2 separate regions of the Homo sapiens genome follow, and region 1 is linked to region 2. Evidence: chromatin contacts called from ENCODE Hi-C or POLR2A ChIA-PET data. All regions are on one chromosome and are shown on one strand. The core of a region is the stretch at or near the end of the contact, and the rest is flanking DNA. Distances in the headings are between cores, read along the strand shown. Region 1 holds the start of CCDC74B (coiled-coil domain containing 74B). Region 2 holds the start of LINC02572 (long intergenic non-protein coding RNA 2572).

Region 1 (7,241 bases), core at 2,511-5,010, 270 kb before region 2:
CCTCAGTCGAATTCCTTCTTCTGAGGAGCCAAGAATTGTGGTTGCTGAAGACCCATCCGGATTCACTGCCAGTGACTTGGACACCTTCCACTGCTAACACTATTAACTCGGACACCTTCCACTGCTAACACAATAACACTGGGTTATTGTGTTTATTTGGAGAGTGCGTATGGTTTAAGGAGATGTGTATGGGTGCCAGGTTGACAAGGGGTGGACTTGTGATGGTTAATTCTATATGTCAGCTTGTCTGGGCCACCGGATGCACTCATATCTGGTTACACATTATTTCCTGGCAGGTCTGTAAGGGTGTTTTCAGAAGAAAGTGGCATTTAAATTGGTGGTGCAAGCAGCCATGCATGCATTTCTGGAGTAGCTTCCCTATAGCTTGCAGGAACCAGAGCGGGCAATAAGAGCCCCATCCTCCAAATACTGGGGATCTGTGCTCTGATTGATGATGGCTGCTGTTGATTGTGAAAATGCAGACAAAGAGGCAGGCAGCCACTGCTGCAATCTCCACTGCTATGTTTGCAACGTCCCTCCTCAACCCTCACTGCCTCCCTGGGTACACACCTTCCAGGAGGTTTTTATGGATCAGCACCTCCTCCTGCCTTCATTTTTCTTTTCTCCTTCTTGGGAACCAGATGTTTAGGACTAGGACATTCAAAAGCAACCATATACCAGGCACAGTGGCTCATACCTGTAATTTCAACACTTCTGGAGGCTGAGGGAGGAAGATTGCCTCAGCCCAGGGGTTTGAGACCAATCTGGGCAACATAGCAAGACAAAAAAAAAAAAAAAAATTAGCCAGGCGTGGTGTGTGCCTGTAATCCCAGTTACTAGGGAAGCTGAGGCAGGAGGATGGCTTGAGCCCAGGAGTTCCAGGCTGCAAGTGAGCTATAATCGCGCCACTGCACTCCTGCCTGGATGAATTTCTCTCCACTCAGGATATCCTCCCTCCCAGCAATAATATTGCTACCATTCATTCCAGCTATCCATAAACCATAATTACTAAATACATGTTGCCATAATTTTTTTGAACAACCTGTCATCTATTAAAAATAATAATAAAGATTATATTTTATTTTACTTTATTCCTTCTCTAATGCACTTCCCTTTTTTTAGATCCAAATTTCCTATATCTTTTTCCTTCTTTTTTTGAAACAGGGTCTCTCTGTGTTGCCCAAGCTGGAGTGCAGTGGTGCAATCACGGCTCGCTGCATCTCAGCCTTCTCAGTAGCTGGGACTGCAGGTGTGCACCACCATGCAGGCAAACTTTTTAGTTTTTTGTGGAGTCAGGGTCTGGCTATATTGCCCAGGCTGGTCTCTAACTCTTGGGCTCAAGAGATGCTCCTGCTTTGGCCTCTCAAAGTGCTGGGATTACAGGCATCAGCCATGCACCTGAGTTTTCATTTCTGTTGTGTTTTTGACTTCTTACATTTTCTTTTAGTTTTTTGAGATGGAGTCTCACTCTGTTGCTCGGGATGGAGTGCAGTGGCAGGATCTCAGCTTGCTGGAAACTTCACCTCCTGGGTTCAAGCAATTCTTTGGCCTCGGCCTCCTGAGTAGCTGGGATTACAGACATGCACCACCATGCCTGCCTTTCTTTTTTCTTTTTTTTTTTTTGAGATGGAGTCTTGTTCTGTCGCCCAGGCTGGAGTGCAGTGGCATGATCTTGGCTCACTGCAAGCTCCGCCTCCCGGGTTCACGCCATTCTTCTACCTCAGCTTCCCGAGTAGCTGGGACCACAGGCGCCCACCACCATGCCTGGCTAATTTTTTGTATTTTAGTAGAGATGGGGTTTTACCGTGTTAGCCAGGATGGTCTCGATCTCCTGACCTCATGATCCGCCCGCCTCGGCCTCCCAATAATTTTTGTATTTTTAGTAGAGATGGGTTTTCACCATGTTGCCCAGGCTGGTCTTGAACTCCTGACCTCAAGTGATTCACCCACCTCGGCCTCCCAAAGTGTTGGGATTAGCGGTGTAAGCCACTGTGCCTGGCCAACTTCTCACATTTTCTTTTCTTTTCTTCTTCTTTTTTTTTTTTTTGAGATGGAGTCTTACTCTGTTGCCCAGGCTTGAGGGCAGTGGCATGATCTCGGCTCACTGCAACCTCCACCTCCTGGATTCAAGCAATCCTCCCACCTTAGCTTCCCAAGTAGCTGGAATTACAGGTGCATGCCACCACACTAGCTAATTTTTGTATTTTTTAGTAGAGATGGGGTATCACCATGTTGGCCAGGCTGGTCTTGAGCTCCTGACCTCAAATGATCTGCCCAACTCAGCCTCCCAAAGTGCTGGGATTACAGACATGAGCCACCCTGCCTGGCCTTCACATTTTCTTTAGATTATTTCTTAGAACGTCTACCTCTCTGTTCCCATTATCAGTCTGTAATCTCATGTTGTCCACTTTTTCCATTAGAGCCCTTAGCATATTAATCATAGTCGTATTCCATTTCTTGGTCTGATAATTCCAACATCTCTGCCATATTTAAGTGTGGCTCTGATGCTTGCTGTGTCTTCGAACTGTGTTGTTTTTTATTATGCCTTGCAAGTTTTTGTTGAGGGCTGGTCATGCTCAACCAGTAAATGGACTTTCTGTGTGAAGTTTTATGTTGGTCTGGTTAGGGGTTGTGCCATGTGTGCTGTTTGTTAACTGGAGGTGTCAGAGGCTTAAACCTCCTCTAGTGTCTTAGTTTTTGTCTCCCTGTTGTCTTTACGGTTTCCTAGAGATTTCTCGAATAAGCTCTGAGATGAGCAGTTCTTTCACTTGTATCCCCTGTTATTATACAGGAGCCCCGCTGATGTGGCAGTAAGATGTGGGGAAGGAGAGCCAGAGCAGGCTGGGGTTAGCTATGTTCCCTTCCTCCAGGTTTGTTGGTGTCTGGCAAAATTATGATTGGCCTGGCTGTGATTTTTTTTTTTTTTGAGGGCAGGCCTTGTAAAAAAAAAAAAGACTTTTTATTTTTATTATTTTTAAATTTATTTATTTATTTATTATTTTTTTTTTTTTTGAGACAGAATCCCACCCTGTCGCCCAGGCTGGAGTGCAATGGCGCGATCTTGGCTCACTGCAACCTCCACCTCCTGGGTTCAAGTGATTCTCCTGCCTCAGCCTCCGGAGTAGCTGGGATTACAGGTGTGAACCACTGCGCCCGGCCTCTTATTTTTAGGCAGCATCTCACTCTGTCACTTAGGCTGGAGTTCAGTGGTGCCATCATAGCTCACTGCAGCCTCGACCTCCGGGGTTCCAGCAATCCTCCCACCTCAGCCTCCCGAGCAGTTGGGACTACAGGCGCAAGCCACCATGCCCGGGTTTTTTTTCTTTTAATTTTTATAGAGACAGGGGCTCACTTTCCATCCAGGCTGGAAAGGATGCCTTTTATTATTATTATTATTATTATTATTATTATTATTATTATTTTAGATAGAGTCTCTGTCGCCCAGGTTGGAGTGCAGCGGTGCGATCTCGGCTCACTGCAACCTCTGCCTCCCGGTTCAAGCTATTCTCCTGCCTTAGCCTCCGGAGTAGCTGGGATTACTGGCTCCCGCCACTACGCCCGGCTAAATTTTGTATTTTTAGTAGAGTCGGGGTTTCGCCATGTTGGTCAGGCTGGTCAGGAACTCCTGACCTCAAGTGATCCGTCCGCCTCGGCCTCCCAAAGTTCGGGGATTACAGGCGTGAGCCCCGGCGCCCAGCCCTGGATGCCTTGTAAATCACTACTCACCCAGGAAGAGCCAGCGACAGGCCCCGCCCCCGCCAAACGCCTGGCGCCCTCCGTCGCCCGGTTTCCATGGTGACGGGGCGCCAGGCTAGGGCGGCCTGGCCACTGAGCCGGGGTGCAGTGGCAGCGGGAGAGTACCTGGCGATGGCGATATGAGCGGTGCGGGGGTGGCGGCTGGGACGCGGCCCCCCAGCTCGCCGACCCCGGGCTCTCGGCGCCGGCGCCAGCGCCCCTCTGTGGGCGTCCAGTCCTTGAGGCCGCAGAGCCCGCAGCTCAGGCAGAGCGACCCGCAGAAACGGAACCTGGACCTGGAGAAGAGCCTACAGTTCCTGCAGCAGCAGCACTCGGAGATGCTGGCCAAGCTCCATGAGGAGATCGAGCATCTGAAGCGGGAAAACAAGGGTGAGCCGGCGCGGGGCCCTAGGCCGGCCCTGCCTCCCCAGGCACACTCAACACTGCCGCTCCCGCAGCACAGAAACACAGCCATCAACTCCAGCACACGCCTGGGCTCAGGGGGAACACAGGACGGTAAGCCCGCCCTGCCACGCTGAGCTGTCCCCTCCTCCCAGAGGGAGACCCGCGTGGCCCCCGGGCAGTGCCGAACCTGTCTGCCTGTCTCCTAGGGCAGCAGCATTTCAGATGCTGACTCCGCCAGTCCTCTCCTCTCCAAGCAGGGTCAGACACACCTCTGTTAAAAACTTTATAGAGGGGCCCGGGCGCGGCGGCTCACGCCTGTAATTCCAGCACTTTGGGAGACCGAGACGGGCGGATCGCGAGGTCAGGAGATCGAGACCATCCTGGCTAACACGGTGAAACCCCGTCTCTACTAAAAATACAAAAAGTTAGCTGGGTGTGGTGGTGGGCGTCTGTAGTCCCAGCTACTCGGGAGGCTGAGGCAGGAGAATGGCGTGAACCCGGGAGGCGGAGCTTGCAGTGAGCCGAGATCTTGCCACTGCACTCCAGCCTCGGTGACAGAGCGAGACTCCGTCTCAAAAAAAACAAAAACAAACAAACAAAAACTTTATGCAGGGAAACGTGCCCAAGTGCGAGTGCGCAGCTCAGTGAATTTCTTCCAGCTAAACACATCGGATCAGGAGCAGGCATTCCCCCGCCCCCCACCCCGTCCCCGCTTCGCCTGTGCCCATGCTGTCCTCCGGCGGGGCCTTCCCAACTGCACCCTTAGCTGCTCCTCACCCCCACGCCCCCCTTTCTCCCTCCCTCCTCCCCCACCCCTCCTGCCCCGAGCAGGAGGAGGGCCCGCCAGGATGTGGGATGTGGCTCCGCTCCTCGCTCTTGCTTCAGGAGGGCTCCAGCAAGGGCACCAGTGCCCGCGGCCTCCTCTCCCGCCCCGTTCCCTGCTGCTGCCTTACCTGAGTGCCGAGTATCCCATCACCAGGCGTCTGTTTTGTCAGGACCCCGCTTCCCCATGTCTTCTTGAGCCTCAGGACGCCCCGTTCCTCATATCTTCTTGAGCCTCCCCCCAGTCCCTGATGCCCACGGGATCATGACACCGCCATAGCCAGGGATTCCAGAGTTCACCTCTGTACCCCTAAAGCCCAGGTTCTGCCTGGCAGTGTGGACGCCCTCCAGTCATCTCAGATGGATGAGGCTGATATGCCAGGTGGGCTCTGCCTAGGGAACAGGCAGGGGCCACTCCTGGCCTGACACCCACGACAAAGGCATGGTGGAGAGCGGGATCCATGGGGCAGGGCCCAATCAGCCAGTGGGGGGGCAGGACTTTCGGGCTCAGCAGCCAGGAGAGGACAGGCCAGGCTTCTTCTCTCAGAATGGCTGTGGTTTCACAAGTGCTGAGGAGAGCGTGTGCTTGCTTTCAGATCTCCGTTACAAGCTCATAATGAATCAGACATCACAGAAGAAAGGTGAGAACTGGGCCCTTCAGTTCCTGATGGGATGCTCTTGCCACCCAGGGGAGCCCCTCCAGACTGTCCTTGCCCACCTGGCTGCACTGGCCCCTGTATGCCAACCCAGTGGGGACAGGTTCTGGGGGACCTGGACAGATGCCGCTACCTCTAGCCGTGGCTGGATGATGTTACGCAGCCAAGCACAGCACGTGCTGCTCTCAGGAAGCCCAGGGCCTGAGGTCATTGCAGTGGGGAGGTGGGCACAGGGTGCTCCCCAGACCTCCCTCCTCCAAGTAGAGCTGAAATGGGAAGGAACCCCTGGGACAGCCCCTGCCCTGCTAGATCTTTGCCTCAGATTGCTGCTGTGGCCAGGCCCAGGATCTCCAGCCCTATGGCTCTGAGTCCTGACATGCTGGGGGCCCAGGGGCTCTGGACACACTCCATCCAGGGATCCCTTCCTGCCATCTGGGCAGCAACCATGGGGACAAAGGGAGGAAGCAGAGTCCTGTTTCCTTGCCACTTGTCCAAGGCACTTCCCCATCCTGACAGCGGCCCCCACCCAGCCCAGGATTCTGGGTTGTGGTCTCGAGCTCACTTCCCGTTATCTTTGGGGCTGGGGCTGACATCAGGAGGACATCTGACTGGTGGATGGAGCCAGCCTGGGAACATCGTAGCTGGGGCAGTGCCTAGGGCTCTCCCTTCCCAGAGAGACATGGAGAATGGGGTTGAGGGAGGGCCCTTCCCTAGCCGCTGTGGCAACTCCAGTGAGCTGTTCTGGGCAAAGTGTGGCCCAAGTCGGCAGCCCCAGCCCTGCAGTGCTGGGGACGCTGACAGGACACGGGAAGAGGCCATGCTCTCCCTCGGGACCTGCTGTTCCATGTGTCCCAAGCCCTCCTGCTTTCCAGATGGCCCCTCAGGAAACCACCTTTCCAGGGCCTCTGCTCCCTTGGGCGCTCGCTGGGTCTGCATCAACGGAGTGTGGGTAGAGCCGGGAGGACCCAGCCCTGCCAGGCTGAAGGAGGGCTCCTCACGGACACACAGGCCAGGAGGCAAGCATGGGCGTCTTGCGGGCGGTAGCGCCGACACTGTGCGCTCTCCTGCAGACAGCCTCTCCACGTCAAGCTTCCAGTCTGTCAAGTCCATCTCTAATTCAGGTGAGCAGGCTGGCGTCCATGTGCTCACAGGGGTGAGTGCCCCACGGGGACCCCAGCCTGGGTGGCCTCTAGGGGTGCTGACCAGGTACCCTCTGCTGGGCCAAGCTCCAGGATTTGGGGATGAAGGTGCAGCTGAAAAGAGCCCTGCAAGCTGAAGCCACCGGGAGGGGATTAAGGGGGGGTGGGCAGGACCAGGGACCAGTCACAGGGCAGTAAGGCCTCACAGCAGGCACCCCAGGGTGGGGCAGCAAGCAGGCAGGAGGGGCCTCCCCGGGTGGCCGCCTAGGGAGGACGTACCCTGGCTGCCCAGCAGCAGCCCTGCTTGGCCGTGTCCCCGCCACAAGCAGGCAGGACACAGGAGGGATGGCACTGCCCACGGAGCCCTGGGCTCATGGCACCTTCTGCAGAGTGAACTGGGAGCAGAGAGCCTCTTTTCCCCACTCTGTGAGGCCGGGCATTTTCCTCAGCCCAGCCCTAACCCTCACCATTCCTGTGATGGGCC
Region 2 (6,567 bases), core at 2,375-4,874:
CAAACGTGGATCTGGTGGTCCTTCTGGTAAAGGTTGAGCTTATGTGGGGCAAGGAACAGAGGCTCAGGGTGGCCCCTATTCCAGGAGGGGTTTTGCAGGAATGTTGTGGGCTGGGGCTGGAACATGTTCAGGATGAGCCCCTCCCTCCATCTCTCATGGTGCCCGCTTCCTGTCCTCTTGCCTCTGAACGGCCCATGATTTCTATGACCCCCTCTACCCTGAATCTCAGAAGGAATCATCCTGATTGCTTTAGCAAATTAACCCATGCTCTGAACAGGTTTTTCTTAAAATTAAAACAAAACAAAACAAAACAAACCTAAAAGCAAAAAGCCAAAGGAAGCACCCCATGAGAATGGGAGACTTGCAGGAATTGTAGGTGGAGGAAGCTGCTGTCCCATGCAGGGCAGAGACTGCATGCAGGCAAAGGCCCACAGTGTCAGGGCTGTGTGCACCCCCCACTTCCTTTGGTCTCATCTCAGCTGTCTAATGTAAGCAAGCCCTCTCCAAGCCTGATGGCCCTTCTCTGGCCCTTTGTTGCCACAGAAAAGGCCCACTCAGCTAAGCCTCTGTTCAAGCCCTCCAGTGGCATGAGAGTCTCACGCCCTTAGGAGCTCACCATCACGGGGCCGGGGGTCAGGGGCGCTGACTTTATGGGCCACTTTTGGGGATAATGCCCACTCAGGTGCACAAAGCTGCTTCTCCTGGGCAACAAATAGCCGTGTTGCCTCCTTGAGCAGGGACTGAGGATGGGGCCCAATCAGCTGGAATGGGACACTGGTTATGGTAACACCCTTAAGGTCCCTCCAGAAGGGGCTCAACCATGTTGTGGTTGGTGAGACACTACCATTGTTGAAATATTGAATCACATTGAAATAATAAATTGTATTCAATAAGAATATAATAAGAGGCTGAAAATGAATCCACTTTAATTGGAGTTATCGCTTTAACTAATTTTTAAATAGTACCTCACCACTTAGGGACCATCAACCATAGGGACCACCCACTTATTGCAACCACATCGTGGGGGCCTCCTGTCCTGGAGCAGAGACAACACCCTTATGGTCACTTCTGATGGGGTGTGCGGTGACAGCAGTTTTTCTGGCTCTCTCACAATTCTGAGCTTTGCAGTGGCAGGAAGTAAAAATGGCTTCTCAGAGGCTTCACAGTGGTGGTCCTCTGATGTTGCCCCTTCCTTGACCACCTCGGGGAGGTGGGCAGGTGCAACCACACATGAATTGCTGCCTCGTGCCCTTCTGGTGTGACACTGGTGGTGTGATATGGCTCATCCTGACACTGCAGGGGTCACGGTCAGCCAGAAAGTACTGGCAACTGTGTTCCACCTTTGGGCTCCATCCATGGGGGCCGCTTGCAAAAGCCCCCCAGCAGCCAGTGCTCACAGCTCCCTCCTCTTGATACAAGGCCTCCTTCCTATGGGAGCGCTCACATGCTAGCAAGCTCGATGTTAATTAAGCATTAATAGGGTGGGGACCAATTGATTTCCCTGTCAGCTGCTCCAGCTCTCATTCCAAAGAAAGGCAATAGAACATGGAGTTTTGATAGATCTTTGCAAGACAGGCATACGAGCAAATGGAATTTTACTTTCTCAGTTACTAGAGCTTTTTAAATTGATTATTGACCAGGGCCCAATTCAGTTTCTTTTAAGTGTCTGTCCCAAGAGGTGAAAACTTTTCAAGGAATTTAACAGGGGCACACTTGGAACTTCTCTTGGTACACAAACTATAACAAATGGTCTTCTCTCTGTCAAGTAATTTCAAATAACTATCATAAAACCACATTGAAAAAAATTTCAAAACGCCTCAGGTAGAGAACTTCAATTCTTTCTGGAATATGATTAATAAGAGACTGAAAGATGAACCCATGTTTATTGGAGTTGTTGCTTAAATTAATTTTTAAATAGTGCCTCACCACCTAGGGAAAACTAAATCACCTTCTCAATGAAGAGACGCAAGGTAATTTGGAGTCATTAAACAGGCCATTAGGAAGTGTCTCTTGCCTATCGGTTAAAAACCACACACACACACACACACACACACACACAGACACACACACAAATTTCCAATTTAGGATGGTTCGACGTATGATGTTTTGACTTCTTACTGGTGTGATAGTGATACACACTCAATATAAACTCTACTTTGAGTACCCACACAACCATTCTCTTTTTCACTCTCAGTACAGTATTCAATAAATGACATGAGATATTCAACACTTAACTATAAAGTAGGATTTTGCCTAACTCTGAGCACGTTAAAAGCAGGCTACACTAAGCTATGATGTTTGGTAGGTCAAGTGTATTAAATGCATCTTTGACTATGGTATTTTCAACTTACGATGGGTTTACTGGGATGTAACCCCCATGGTAAGTCAAGGAGTATCTGTATATACACCCACAAAACTACGGAGAAACAAGGTATTTCCCAAGCCTACCTTAAAGATAAGCAACGCTATCCCGTTTCCGGGAGCCCAGGGGTCCTGCGCTGAGCAGCGGCCTTCCTTGGGCGTTCCAGCTCTTCTGGGCAGCGCCGGGCGCTCTCACACAAATGCTGCCTCCTTCAGCGCGGGTCTTACAAAGTTGTGCTGTTCTGCATGTTGTTATTTCTAGCTTGTGTTGCACATTTCAGTATTTCCCAAACAGAACATACTGACCATCACTTAATGTTTTCTACATGATTCTAATCATTGTCCATATCCATTCAACAACTTTCAGCGTTCAGGGAAGGCATTAGTGCCCGCTTCTGGGGCTGGACGACGGGGCTATCTGAGAAGAACCGGAGGCCGGGGCTACCTCGGGAGCCTCGCGGCGGGAACGGGTCCCAAGGCCTGCGGCGACAGTACCGGGAGGTAGCCCAGGCCATACACACTAGAGCCTGGCGGAGCTGCTGGCCAGGATGCCAGGGCAGCAGGTGCACGCAGGGCCCTAGCAGAGCTCCTCCAAGAGGGGGTCTTCAGAAATAACCCCTGCGAAGGAGTGGGAGGTGCTCCGGCTGCAGCCCCCCCGGGAATAACCCAATACGTCTATTGACAAAGAAGCCGGCCTACTTTGCTTAAATCCAGAATTTATCAAGCATACATGGTCACAGACCACCCCCTCCTGCTGCTCTGGTATGACATCATTACTTTTTTGAGAACTGTTGTGTTCATCATGCAGAATGCCTTCAGCCAGCCTAACCGCCAGCTTCCTCCGGGATGGGTTTTCCTCACTCTGCAGCCCAGCATGTGGGAAAGACCCTGCGCCTGCTGTGCCCGCCCCCGCGCCCGCCCCCCGACACGCGCGCCCGCCCCCCCACACGCGCGCCCGCCCCCGACACGCGCGCCCGCCCCCCCACACGCGCGCCCGCCCCACCTGGCCCTGTTCCCGCCCCCTCCCCTCCCTGCTTCGCCCTGTCCCCGCCCCCTCCCCAGGCTGTTCTGTCCACCCCTGCTCCTTCCGCTCCCGGCCCGGCCCCGCCCCCGCCCCTCTCCCCGGAAGAATGGGGGCCTCTGCTCACACCAGATTGGTCGGACGGCATCACGTGACCTCATCTCTTGGACTCGCTTGCTATTCCCGAAAAGGGGGAAAGGATTTGGGGGGGACAATCGCGGAGCCTCTCGCTGGCTTTAGGGAGAGAGGGCTGGGGTAGAGGAGAGCCCCAGGGAGCAGGCAGAGGTGGGTTGGCTAGGGCCTTGTGTGACTTGGGCTGAGAAACTTCACTTATTCCCTGGCGCTGGCAGTTGTCAAACTGGGTCTTGTAGATGCTAAGTCTCCATAGAGGTATCGTAGGTATGTTGCAAATGCTTGATTTGAATTGCTTTTTTAAAACAAACGTGTCTTAAATAATTTTTAAAGCTTAAATGATTTTAAAAGACTGCTCAAATGTGCCGTGTCTCATTTATGGTTGTTTATTCACGTGCGAGAGGAGCTGGCTCTGCTATCAACAAAAGGGCTGCTGGTTCCCTCTGGCAGTGATTTTGAAACTTTTTAAGCAGCAAAACCCCCTTCCAAACCGAGAATTCTGCGGTGCTTCAGTCATTAAGACTGATAGAAGCTATATTTATTGGGATAGAGTGATTTTATAATCTTTATTATACAATTGATAACCTAGGGAAAGAAAGATTGAGCTGCAAAGAGGGAAGGCAGAGGAGAAGGGAGATATCACCAGGCTGTAGGTGGGAAAGGGAGTGGAATGGTGGCTTAGACAGGTGCAGGCGGTGTGAAGGACTCACAGGAAGAGAGTCTTGCCTTTCCAGCTCCCAGCTGTTTTTTGCTGATGGATTGGATGTGGGGCCACAGGGTGGCAAGAGAGAAAACCAGGATGACTCCTGAGATTTTGGCTTGAGCAACTGGGCCGATTCTGGTGCCAGTTGTTGAGGTGGAGTGTGGGAAACTGAACATGCCCTCGTGTGTGTGGGGACACTTTTGGGCGGTTACAGGAGGTAGTGGTAACGAATGATAATAGCAGAACATCAGGGTAAGCCTGATAAAGAATTATAAAAATCAGGCCATCAGGGTAAACTCAACGTAACTACTGATGCAAATTGAATAGCTTCTGGCTGTTTACTAAAAACGGAATGAGGGATAGTAACTGTAGCTTTAATTCCATAACAATAGAGCTAAAAATCTACCATAGCTGTGTAGACACTTGCTGACTACCTGAATGCATTCAGGTTTTTTCTAAATAATAGAATTATCTAATCATTCTCTATTTTTTGAATTGGCATGTTCCTTTGGGTGTTGGTTTCCTTTCTGCCCCCACAAGTTTGGTGACAAGGATGGGACACCTTGAGTGAGCCTTTCCACTGGGCAAATTGGAGGATGTGTAGCCATCTTCGGTCAGACAAGAGGCCTTGTTTGCTGAAGTCTTTCTTAAACACATTGACTCATTAAGTCTATCATTTGATTGACCCTACTGTCGTAGCTTACACCAAAGAAAAATTATGGTCATGTGTAAAGCTATATCCTCTCCCTAGCTCAAATACGGGGAATTGAACCTGTAATTAGAGAACTAGAAAGAGAATCATAAAGAAAGGACATTTGCCTTGTAATAGTCTTCCTATATTACCTATGAAAAAGGAAGGGAAACTGACAAAGAAGTTTAGCTTGCTTACATATTTTTACAAAATCTGATAGAAATATATTTTTGGTATGTCTGACAGTTGTAGTACTCAACCTCTTAGCCTCCTATTGTGTGACCTAACTAATTTTAGTAATAGACTTATGTTGAGCTTTCTTTTCTATACCTTCAGCAGAGGAACCAAGGTATCTCTTTGTGTTTACCTATGAAGGCTTTCCATATTGGTGGCAATGCATCCCCCAGGGATTCAGAGATTTGCCAACTATAATCTCTAGGCATTTACAAAAGAACTTAAAGAAACTTCCCCCACCTCAGGAGTCCATATATGGATATATATGGATGATTTATTGATAGGTAACACCTCATGTGCTAACAAGATATATTAGGCCAGACATGGTGACTCATGCCTGCAAAACCAGCACTTTGGGAGGCTGAGGTGGGCAGATTGCTTGAGCTTAGAGTTCGAGACCAGCTTGGGCAACATGGTGAAACCCTATCTCTACAAAAACTTATAAAAATGAGCCAGGCCTGGTGGTGGGTGCCTGTAGTCCCAGTTACTTGAGAGGCTGAGGTGGGAGGATCACTTGAGCCTGGGAGGTGGAGGTTACAGTGAGCCGAGCTCGCACCACTGCACTCTAGTATGGGTGACAGAGTGAGACCCTGTCCCCAAAACAAAAACAAGATATATTAGCTTTACGAAAATTCTAGCTTCTAAAGGGCATAAAGCTCCTTTAGATAATTTCCAACATCGTTAGACCGAGGTCAAGTATTTGGAATATTTGTTATTGGCTGATGGATGGGAAATAGTTCTGTCCCCAAAGCCACCTCTTTTACAAATGAAGCAATAGCTCCATGTAGCAACAGCTCTGTCACTGCGAAGAAATAGCTCCACCCTTTTGAGGTTGGTGTGCATCGCAGGCAACGGGTCCCTGTCTCTTCTGAGAGGCAAGCCACTCATGGTGGTGCTACATGAAGCATCGCTAGGTGCATTTTTGCAATAGCTAGGAGAAGCTAAAAAAGCCTTCAGATCCTTAAGTAGCCATTGTTTTCCTGCCTGTACTTGGAGTCAGTTCCTAGCTGGTCATCTCTTCTCCCTTTTCTGTAAGGAGAGCAAGGGTGCTGTTAGTGATGGGTATGCTTCCTCAAACACTAGCCTTTGGTTGGCTTTCATGTACCACTGGATTCTGTTGCTCCAGGGATGCCAGGCTGTTTAGAAGTCATTCCAACATTGGGTCTCTGCTTGGGAAGGTGCAGGCCTTGGCTCGGGGATGTAATTGTTTGGGCCTTGTGCTGTTGCTGCTGCTTTGTTTTTTTTGTTTTTGTTTTTTTTTGTGTGTTTTTTTTTGTTTTTTTGTGTGTGTGTTTTTTTGTTTTTTTTTTTGAGACAGAGTCTAACTGTTGCCCAGGCTGGAGTACAATGGCGCTTACTGCAACCTCCACCTCCCGGGTTCAAGCGATTCTTCTGCCTTAGCCTCCCAAGCTAGGATTACAGGTG

Evidence for each region. A loop is a pair of places that touch in the nucleus more often than their neighbours do. ChIA-PET counts read pairs that join two places held with the same protein, here RNA polymerase II (POLR2A). Pooled maps may share reads with other maps.
Region 1: a pooled map shows a loop between it and region 2 (5-fold over the local background). The contact joins the promoter of CCDC74B here to the promoter of LINC02572 in region 2. A Hi-C loop is called at or near these places in 7 of 50 pooled maps. POLR2A ChIA-PET finds 5 or more read pairs at or near these places in 2 of 52 experiments (H1 and activated T-cell).

The regions. Positions count from the first base shown.
Region 1 is chr2:130,141,631-130,148,871 of GRCh38, reverse strand. CCDC74B (coiled-coil domain containing 74B) reads left to right here and starts at 3,760. Exons shown (of 8, transcript NM_001258307.2): 1 at 3,760-4,125; 2 at 5,559-5,603; 3 at 6,689-6,739. The coding sequence starts at 3,876. RefSeq lists an enhancer at 5,645-5,724.
Region 2 is chr2:129,874,548-129,881,114 of GRCh38, reverse strand. LINC02572 (long intergenic non-protein coding RNA 2572) reads left to right here and starts at 3,624. Exons shown (of 6, transcript NR_149127.1): 1 at 3,624-3,667. It overlaps LOC105373616 (a long non-coding RNA gene), which reads right to left and starts at 3,236. Exons shown (of 3, transcript XR_923328.3): 1 at 2,449-3,236. RefSeq lists enhancers at 1-374, 2,252-2,807, 2,808-3,364, 3,385-3,679.